Linked DNA regions of Homo sapiens: region 1 is linked to region 2. Evidence: read pairs that join two places in POLR2A ChIA-PET (ENCODE). Cell type or tissue: HepG2. All regions are shown on one strand. Links, peaks and the distances in the headings refer to the core of each region. The heading gives the core; the rest is flanking DNA.

The links. ChIA-PET counts read pairs that join two places held together with the same protein. Peaks named below come from ENCODE experiments on the same cell type or tissue, not always from the same donor. Only the 100,000 strongest peaks of a DNase experiment are listed, where the experiment ranks them.
Region 1: POLR2A ChIA-PET joins it to region 2 with 6 read pairs; 2 of 35 experiments call an interaction of 5 or more read pairs at or near these places.

What each region holds. Positions count from the first base shown.
Region 1 is chr7:99,995,360-99,999,743 of GRCh38, forward strand. LOC105375423 (a long non-coding RNA gene) reads left to right here and starts at 1,716. Exons shown (of 3, transcript NR_159960.1): 1 at 1,716-1,751; 2 at 4,024-4,133. RefSeq lists enhancers at 2,074-2,163, 2,174-2,293. In HepG2, for the core only: a CTCF peak has its summit at 2,350; DNase peaks (open chromatin) are centred at 2,422 and 2,999; H3K4me3 peaks cover 1,122 bases.
Region 2 is chr7:99,600,934-99,605,317 of GRCh38, forward strand. TMEM225B (transmembrane protein 225B) reads left to right here. Exons shown (of 6, transcript NM_001195541.3): 3 at 3,453-3,663. The coding sequence starts at 3,456. Among named protein-coding and RNA genes, the nearest start is that of TMEM225B, 4.9 kb to the left of the region's middle. In HepG2, for the core only: CTCF peaks have their summits at 1,231 (motif pointing left) and 2,446 (motif pointing right); no DNase peak of the experiment used is centred there.

The DNA of each region.
Region 1 (4,384 bases), core at 154-4,153, 390 kb after region 2:
TTGTTTGTTTATTTGTTTGTGTGCTTTGGTTTGGTTTGCTTTTTTTTTTTTTTTTTTTTTTTTTTTGAGATGGAGTCTCGCCCTGTTGCCCAGGCTGGAGTGTAGTGGCGAAATCTCGGCTCACTGCAACCTCCACCTCCCTGGTTCAAGCAATTCCCCTGTCTCAGCCTCCCGAGTAGCTGAGATTACAGGTGCACACCACCACGCCCGGCTAATTTTTTTGTATTTTTAGTAGAGATGGGGTTTCACCATGTTGGCCAGACTGGTCTCGAACTTCTGACCTCAGGCAATCCGCCTGCCTCAGCCTCCCAAAGCGCTGGGATTACAGGCATGAGCCACTGCGCCCCGCCTCCATGTTAATCACTCTTTCTGATTTCAAATAACTCATTATCCCCATGACCTTATGGATTTGTTTTTCCTCTTCATCCACAAAATTCTCCAGAGAAGTCTCCCTTGTTATCTCTTGGCTGTGCTTTCTATCTCACCAGTTATCTTTCTCCAAAGAGCTTCCTCTGCAAAGAAGCTTTGTATATGAAGACCATGTGGGGGCTGAATCAAGACCAAGTTTCACAACCTAAAAGTAGTTCACAAAGCTTCCTTGCCTCTATTCTCTGCAAATCTGTAAACTCTTCAGCTGACCCAATTTCTCTCTTTAGCCTTCAGAGATTATTTTATTTTATTTTATTTCATTTCATTTCATTTCATTTTGACAGAATCTAGCTCTGTCGCCCAGGCTGGAGTGCAGTGGCACCATCTTTGCTCACTGCAACCTCCCCCTCACAGGTTCAAGCAACTGTCCTGCCTCAGCCTCCCGAGTAGCTGGGATTACAGGCGTGAGCCACCACGCCCAGCTGATTTTTTTTTGTATTTTTAGTAGAGACAGGGTTTTGCCATGTTGGTCAGGCTGGTCTGGAACTCCTGATCTCAAATGATCCGCCTGCCTTCACCTCCCAAAGTGCTGGGATTACAGGCGGGAGCCACCACACCAGCCAATTCTATTTTTAATTTTATTGAAGAAGCGCTGTACTATTTCTCACGGGGGCTGCACCATGTTATGTTCCCACCAGCAATGCACAAAGATTCCAATTTGTCCACATCCTCACCAAACACCTGCTATTTTGTTTTGTTTTGTTGGTGGTGGTGGTGGTTTTTTGTGTTTGTTTGTTTGTTTGTTTTTAGTACAGGGAGAGTATCCCTAATCCAAATATCTGAGCTCCAAAAGTTACAAAACCAGAACTTGAGGGCCATCATGGCACTTAGAGAAAATGCTCATTAGAGCATTTCAGACTTAGGATTTTGGGATTAGGGCTGCTCAACCAGTAAAGCAAATATTCCAAAGTCAAAAAAAAATTCTGAAATCTGAAACATTTCCGGTCCCAAGCATTTCAGATAAGGGATATTTAAACTGTAGCCATCCCGACGAGTGTGAGGCGTCTTCTCAAAAGTCTTGCACACTATTTTGTCTGCTTTGATCTGTCATGTGTTTCCTACCACTTTGAAAGCATAACGAATTTTATCCGTATTCATTTATGATGAGAGGCAGTCCAGGCAGTGCAAAGGGCACAAATCGTGGTCCCACAAGTCCTGGCTTCTGACCCGGATCACTGTGAGACCCTGAGCAAGCAAGAACTTGCTCCAGGCCTCAGTTTCCTTGGTCTCTGGGGGAAGCCAGGATGATAATCAGCCATGCTCCAACCCCTCAGCTGAAACTCAGGCCTGGATGCATTGTAAATGGATTTCCTCTTCCACAGGTGAGCCGCTGAATTCGATTCCTTCTTCCTTCCTTCCTTCCTTCTTTCCTTCCTTCCTTTCTTCCTTCCTCTCTTCCTTCCTTCCCTCTCTCCCTCCTCCCTCCCTCTGTCCTTCCTCCCTCTCTCCTTCCCTCTCTTCTTTCCTTTTTTTTCCTTTTTGAGATGGGGTCTCACTGTGTTTCCCAGGCTGGAGTGCAATGGTGCAAGCAAAGCTCACTGCAGCCTCTGACTCCAGGGCTCAAGTGATCCTTCCACTTAAGCCTCCCGAATAGCTGGGGCTACAGGTGTGCCCCACCACACCCGGCTCATTTTATTAATTCTTGGTAGAGACCAGGTCTCTCTCTGTTGCCCAGGCCAGTCTCGAACTCCTGGCCTCAAGCGATCCTCCCACCTCGGCCTCCCAAAGGACTGGGATTACAGGTACGAGTCACTGCGCCCAGGCTTTTCTCCCTTTTGACTCATTTTGAGGCCCCCGTCGTAGGGTACACGCCCTGGGAATCGGGGGTCTTCCAGTATAGGGAACCACCGAGATGCGGGCCCTCCGAAGTCCTAGAGAGGGCGCCTCGGCCGCCGGCACCCGCCACACTTCCGGCCTTTGTGGGCCGCAGCGACGGCGGTCTGCGGCTGTCGGTTCTGTTTGTTGCTGTCACTGCTGTTTGTTCTTGCCAGCGGCTAGGTGTGTAGTTGCTTGGGGCTCCTAGCACGAGGCCTCTGTCCCCAGGCACGCAGCGCCAGTCTCCGGCTGTTGCGCCCTGGGCGCCGCCTCTCTCCGGCCCCCCTTTGTTTCCTGAGCCAGCTGGGAAGACTAAAAGGGTGGGTCCTGGGAGCGGCCCATGGTTCGACCCTTCTTTTCAGGCATCCTTGGAGCATGCAGGCTGCAGATTTCAGGCCGACCCCGCTAGCACCAAAGTCCATGCTGCTGTCCGTGGCAGCTCAGTTTGAAAATGGCCTGGTAGAAAGTCCAGGTTGTTGAACTGGTAAACGCACTCTGCATCCCTTGACTTGAAGTTTTCATTATTCTCTAACGTGCACTTACCCCCAGTAGAGAGCAAATGAAGATTCATACAAGAAATACTGCCTTTCCCAAAATGGGACATTCCAGCAAGGGTGCCGGTACTGACTTGGGTTAGCTTAAGAGAGAGATGCAGTTGAAAAGCTTGTCGGCAGGGATCAGGGAAGACTTCCACTAAGTGGTGTGTATTCAAAGGAGAGGTAGGAATTGGTTAGGTGGACGACATGCTCCACCATCCAAGAAGAACATTCCAGATGGAACTCAGGCAAAAGCACAAAGTTCGAAAAGTCAGAAGTGCAGGGGAAGTGGTAAATATTTCGACACCATCCAGATAAATGGTTGTTTTTGGTTTTTTGGGATGGGGGACAGGGTCTTGCTCTGTTGCCCAGGCTGGAGTGCAGTGGCACGATCTCGGCTCACTGCAACCTCCGTCTCCCGGGTTCAAGCGATTCTCCTGCCTCAGCCTCCCCAGTAGCTAGAATTACAGGCGCCTGCCACCAAGCCCAGCTAATTTTTGTATTTTTAATAGAGACAGGGTTTCGCTATGTTGGCCAGGCTGGTCTCGAACTCCTGACCTCAGTGATCCTCCCACTTCGGCCTCCCAAATTGCTGGGATTACAGGCGTGAGCCACCTTCCCCGGCCCCATCCTGATAAATGTTTATTCTCTGTCGGGGAGTGGTGATTAAGATCTGTGTGACCACAGATCACTTCTGCTCAAAATAGCCAAGCCCCTTAAAAAATAAAGGTTTGTTTTCTAGAAATAGTATAGCAGGAGAACTGACTGCCACTTATTGGCCAATTTATTTAACCTTTCTGACTTTCAAATCCCTTGTTTCTAGGGGCATAGCAATAATATCTTGTAATAGGGAGGAATGGATTAGGTTAATTTGTAGAAAGCATCCACCACAGTGTGTGTGGCAGGTAGTATTAATACGTCGGAGGTTTATCATTGTTTTTACTGTTAATAATCATTAAAAATGTGATAGTATCCCTTCCCATTATGGAGCCTCCTTCTCTGTACAGTAAGCAATGTGGAAAGAGGAAGAGGAGTAAATTCCAGAAAGTGTTAAGAAAGATGTATGTAGAAATGATAGCAACCTATTCAATTTTCACAAAATTTGAATAGGGCATCATACTGTCTCTTACTATACCCATAAAATATCTTGTAGCATTTTTATCTGAGTGAAAGCAAGCATGATAATGTATCTTTTAAAAAATAAATATACTTTGTAAATCACTTTTTTTTTTTTTTGAGACAGGGTCTGGCTGTTTTGCCCAGAATGGAGTGCAGTGGCGTGATGGTCTCGGCTGACAGCAGCCTCGACCTCCTGGGCTCAAGCCTTGGCCTCCCAAAGTGCTGGGATTACAGGTATGAGCCACCATGCCCGGCCCTCCCTTTCTTTTGTGTCTTTGGATTTGTCTTTGTGGAGAGGGTACCAGGTAGGTCTTTTTTCCTCTGAGCAATTATTAAACCTGTGTTCCTTATGAACTGTATTGTTCTGTTTGAAAGCCCCTGTCTGGCACGCAAAACAAGACCAAAATTAATAGAGTTGGGCAAACTACTGAAAACTATATATATTTGCAATCAAAACTTCAAGAAAAAGCAATAACAATCCTCAT
Region 2 (4,384 bases), core at 73-4,072:
AGTGGGGTTGGGGAGAGGGAAGAACCAGCATGAGCTCAAGGCTAGGGTTTGGGTGAAGGAGAGAAAAAAAGGTAGAAAATAAAGGAGACAGAGATCACTTCTAGTCACATACAGGTGGAGATGGGGTAGACAGGAAGAGGTGCCCCCTATCAAATGAGAATGCCCAGTGTACTCCCATCTATACAGAGGACAGGATCAAGATGCAGCCATGACTCCTTCCCATTGAGTTCTAATACTAGAAGGATGCCTCAATGCCCTCTGGTCCAACAGACTTCATCATTTTAGATAGAAGGAAGTGGAAGCCCTGAGGTTGGGGTGACTTGTATGACCTGGAGAGTGGATGGGAGATGGAAAGGGGACATTTAAAGAGAGGGAAGGGCTGGGTGTGGTGGTTCAAGCCTGTAATCCCAACTCTTTGGGAGGCCAAGGCAGGAAGATCACTTAAGCTCAGGAGTTTAAGACACCCTGGGCAACATAGTTAGACCCCTGTCTCTACAAAAAATTAAAAAATTAGCTGGGCGTGGTGGCACGCACCTGTAGTCCCAGCTACTCAGGAGGCTGAGGTGGGAGGATCACTTGTGCCCAGGAGGTTTAGCCTGGGTGACAGAGTGAGACCCTGTATCTAAAAACAAAATATAATAAGGAAAGAAGGGAATAATTCAATTTTTCAAGTGGGAAGAAGAGAAACTAGAGAATGTCAGAAAGGAAGAGAAAGTACAAACATTTTCAAGTCACTCTGACAGCATCGAAGATGAACATGTGTTTACCTGTTTATAACCAGGGTACTTGGGTGTGGGGGGTACAGGAAGGGAGCCACACCTCTGCCCTCTGCCATTAGGCTTGTTCAGCCATAGCCATTGGTAGCTCTCAGAGACGCCCCCTTCCCTGGCTGCAGCAAGTGTCTGCATGGGCAAAGACGCCCCCTTCCCTGGCTGCAGTGAGGGTCTGCATGGGGATTGGGTAGAGGCCCCAGTGTCTGCACTGGGCAAGGTTTGCACAGGGTGTGGGAGCAGGGGAGGAAAGCATGCTCACTTCGAGGGCCTTGTGCTCTCTACTGCCCAGGCACAGCTTGAAAACCGTGATGCTGCCAAGCCCAGCCTGGCACAGGCAAGGGTCCCCAGGTCTGGCTTTGGGTAGGACTTGGAAAGAAAGACTGTCATCTTGGGGTGCACCTCCCTTGTCACATCTTCCTTTCACCTGATGCCCCCTTTCTGCACTGCCAGGTAGCGAGGGTCATCACAGTGCCACCTGGAGGCCTCTGGCCAGGCCCACCCTCCCTGCAGCTCCAATCACCGTCCCTGCTTCCTTCCTTCCCATTGCTGGATAACTCTCATTCCTCAGAGCTGCCAGGCTCAGCACAGACAGAGGGGAAAGCAGATTCGTTGAAACAATTTGTCCTGAAGTTGGGTGTGGCCTCCAGCCCCTTCTCCCACAGGGATATCTGAATTTTAGAAGTCTGCCCTCCATCCCTGCCCTCCCAACTTTAACCAAGCACCTGAGTGCTCAGCACTGTGTTGGACACTTTGGTATGCGTTATTTCATTTGGTCCTCTCAGTGGCAGGTGTTGTATTCTTATCATTGGGCAGGTGTTATAATATATCCTTCCTTATCCTTAGGCAGGTGTTATATCCTTCCTTTTCCAGATGGGGAAAGCAAGGTCCTGAGACTCTGAGCAACTTCCCCAAGATCACACAGCTAGGAAGTGATGAAGCTGAGACAAGACCAGCCAGCACTTACCCACCACGGTGTAACTACTCATTCAAAAGATGACATCTTTTGAAAATTTTTATTCTTTCAGAGACAAGGTCTTGCTTTGTTGCCCAGGCTGGAGTACGGCGGCATGATCATAGCTCACTGCAGTCTCTAACTCCTGGGCTCAAGAGTTCCTCCTGCCTCATCCTCCCAAGTAGCTGGGAACTACAGACAGGCACATGCCCCCAGCCTGGCTAATTTTTAACAATTTCTTGTGGAGACTGGTCTGACTGTGTTGCCTAGGCTGGTCTCAAAACTCCTGAGTTCATGCGATCCTCCCACCACAGCCTTCCAAAATGCTGGGATTATAGGCATGAGCCACCAGTGACTGGCCACAAAAGGAGACATCTTAGTGACAGATGGTGATGAAAGAGAAGATGGGTTTGGGGGAGGAACTCCACGTGATAGGGATCCTTCACTGAGGGCCCAGGCTGCAGGAGGCTCTATGAAACACCAGAACTCTTTGTAAAACTTCCTGTTTGTACATGACCTGCTCATTTCTCAGCAGGGGCTCCTCCTGTGCACATGGACCTCTCCCCACCTAAACCCACAGTTCCTGTGGTCAGAAGGCCAGTCACTGAATAAGGGCACCTAAGGCTCTGGTCTGAATATCTCCCCTTGGTTCTCAGTCTGAAATCCCAAAAGGAAGACAGTTGACTGCAAAATAGGCTGGAGTTGTCCTGATGGCCAGTAGAGGTGGCTGTTGATAGAATTGAAAGCTTAGGGCCAGGCATGGTGGCTCACACCTGCAGTCCCAGCACCTTGGGAGGCTGAGGCGGGTGGATCACCTGAGGTCAGGAGTTCGAGACCAGCCTGGCCAACATGGTGAAACGCTGTCTCTACTAAAAATACAAAAATTAGCTGGGCGTGGTGGCGGGCGCCTGTAATCTCAGCTACTCAGGAGGCTGAGGCAGGAGTATTGCTGGAACCTGGGAGGCAGAGGTTGCAGTGAGCTGAGATGGTGCCATTGCACTCCAGCCTGGGCTGACAACAGCGAGACTCCATCTTAAAAAAAAAAAAAAAGAATTGAAAGCTTAGAACTTTAGTTTTTTTCTTTTTTTTAAATTATTTAATTTTTTTTTTTGTTTTTTTTTGAGACAAGGTCTTGCTCTGTCACCCAGGCTGGAGGGCAGTGGTGTGATCATGGTTCACTGCAGCCTTGACCTTCCTGGGCTTAGGCGATCCTCTCACCTCAGGCTTCTGAGTAGCTGGGACTACAGGTGTGCAACACCATGCCTGGCTAATTTTTGGTAGAGACGGGGTTTCGCCATGTTGCCCAGGCTGGTCTTGAACTTCTGGACTCAAGCGATCCGCCTGTCTCAGCCTCCTAAAGTAGTGGGATTGCAGGTGTGAACCACCGCACCCAGCTGAAAGTTGAGAACTTTAAAGCTGAGGAGGCCTTGTGAATGGCCCAGTTCAACCTCCTCAGTTTACCAGAGGAAGAGGGCTCAGAGAGGGAACCTGACATGCCCAAGATCACCCAGTGATTTAGCGACAGAAAGCATTTTATGCATTTTTTTTTTGGTCTGCTGCAGAGGTGTATAGGCTGTAAAGTTAAGCAAAGAAATCATCATTTACTGAGTTTCACATATGCGCCACACACAGCACTGACATTTCCCCAGCCACTGTCTCCTTCCCTCTGTGCTGCAGGAGAATTTGGGTCGGTGTCCCACCTCCACGATCACTTTTCTCTTACACAGGTGATGCTGACGTTAGAGGACAAGGACATGAAGGGATTCTCCTGGGCCATAGTCCCAGCCTTAACCTCCCTAGGCTACCTGATTATACTGGTGGTCTCCATCTTTCCCTTCTGGGTGCGACTGACAAACGAGGAGTCCCACGAAGTCTTTTTCAGTGGCCTATTTGAGAACTGCTTCAATGCCAAATGCTGGAAGCCTCGACCCTTATCCAGTAAGGAGGGATGGAGGCGGGGAGGAGAGAGAGGGAGATGGGGCCAGTGTTGGGACAGAGGTGGGGGGTGAAAGAACAGGGTGGGAGCAGAGAGGACAAAATCTAATTAGCTCAGGGCTGGATGCGGTGGCTTGCACTTGTAATCCCAGCACTCTGGGAGGCCGAAGCGAGAGGATTGCTTGAGGCCAGGAGTTCAAGACCAGCCTGGGCAACATAGCCAAACCCTGTTGCTACAAAAATGAGAAAATTAGCTGAGCATGGTGGCATGTGCCTGTAGTCCCAGCTACTCAAAAGGCTGAGGTTGGAGGGCTCCTGCTTGAGCCCAGAAGTTCGAGGCTGCAGTGAGCTGTGATCATGCCACTGCATTCCAGCCTGGGAGTGAGAGTGAGGCCCTGTCTCAAAACAACAACAACAACAACAACAACAACAACAACAACAAAACACAAAAAATTAACCAGGCTTGGTTAACCCAAGGGTAGACTCTGGGATATCTGGGGCTTCAACAGCAACTTTGACTCCTTATCCCACTGCCAGCTGCCCACCTCTGCCAGCTCAGGAGGGTATGCAAACTCATTTTCACATGGGTCTGCATCATGCCAGCAGTCAGAGAACAAATCACCCTGTTATCAGACTCTGGCTCTGCTAATTTTGGTCTATTTCACTACTTCTGTTATTGTTGTTGCTTTTACAGATGGGGACTCACTCTGTTGCCCAGGCTGAA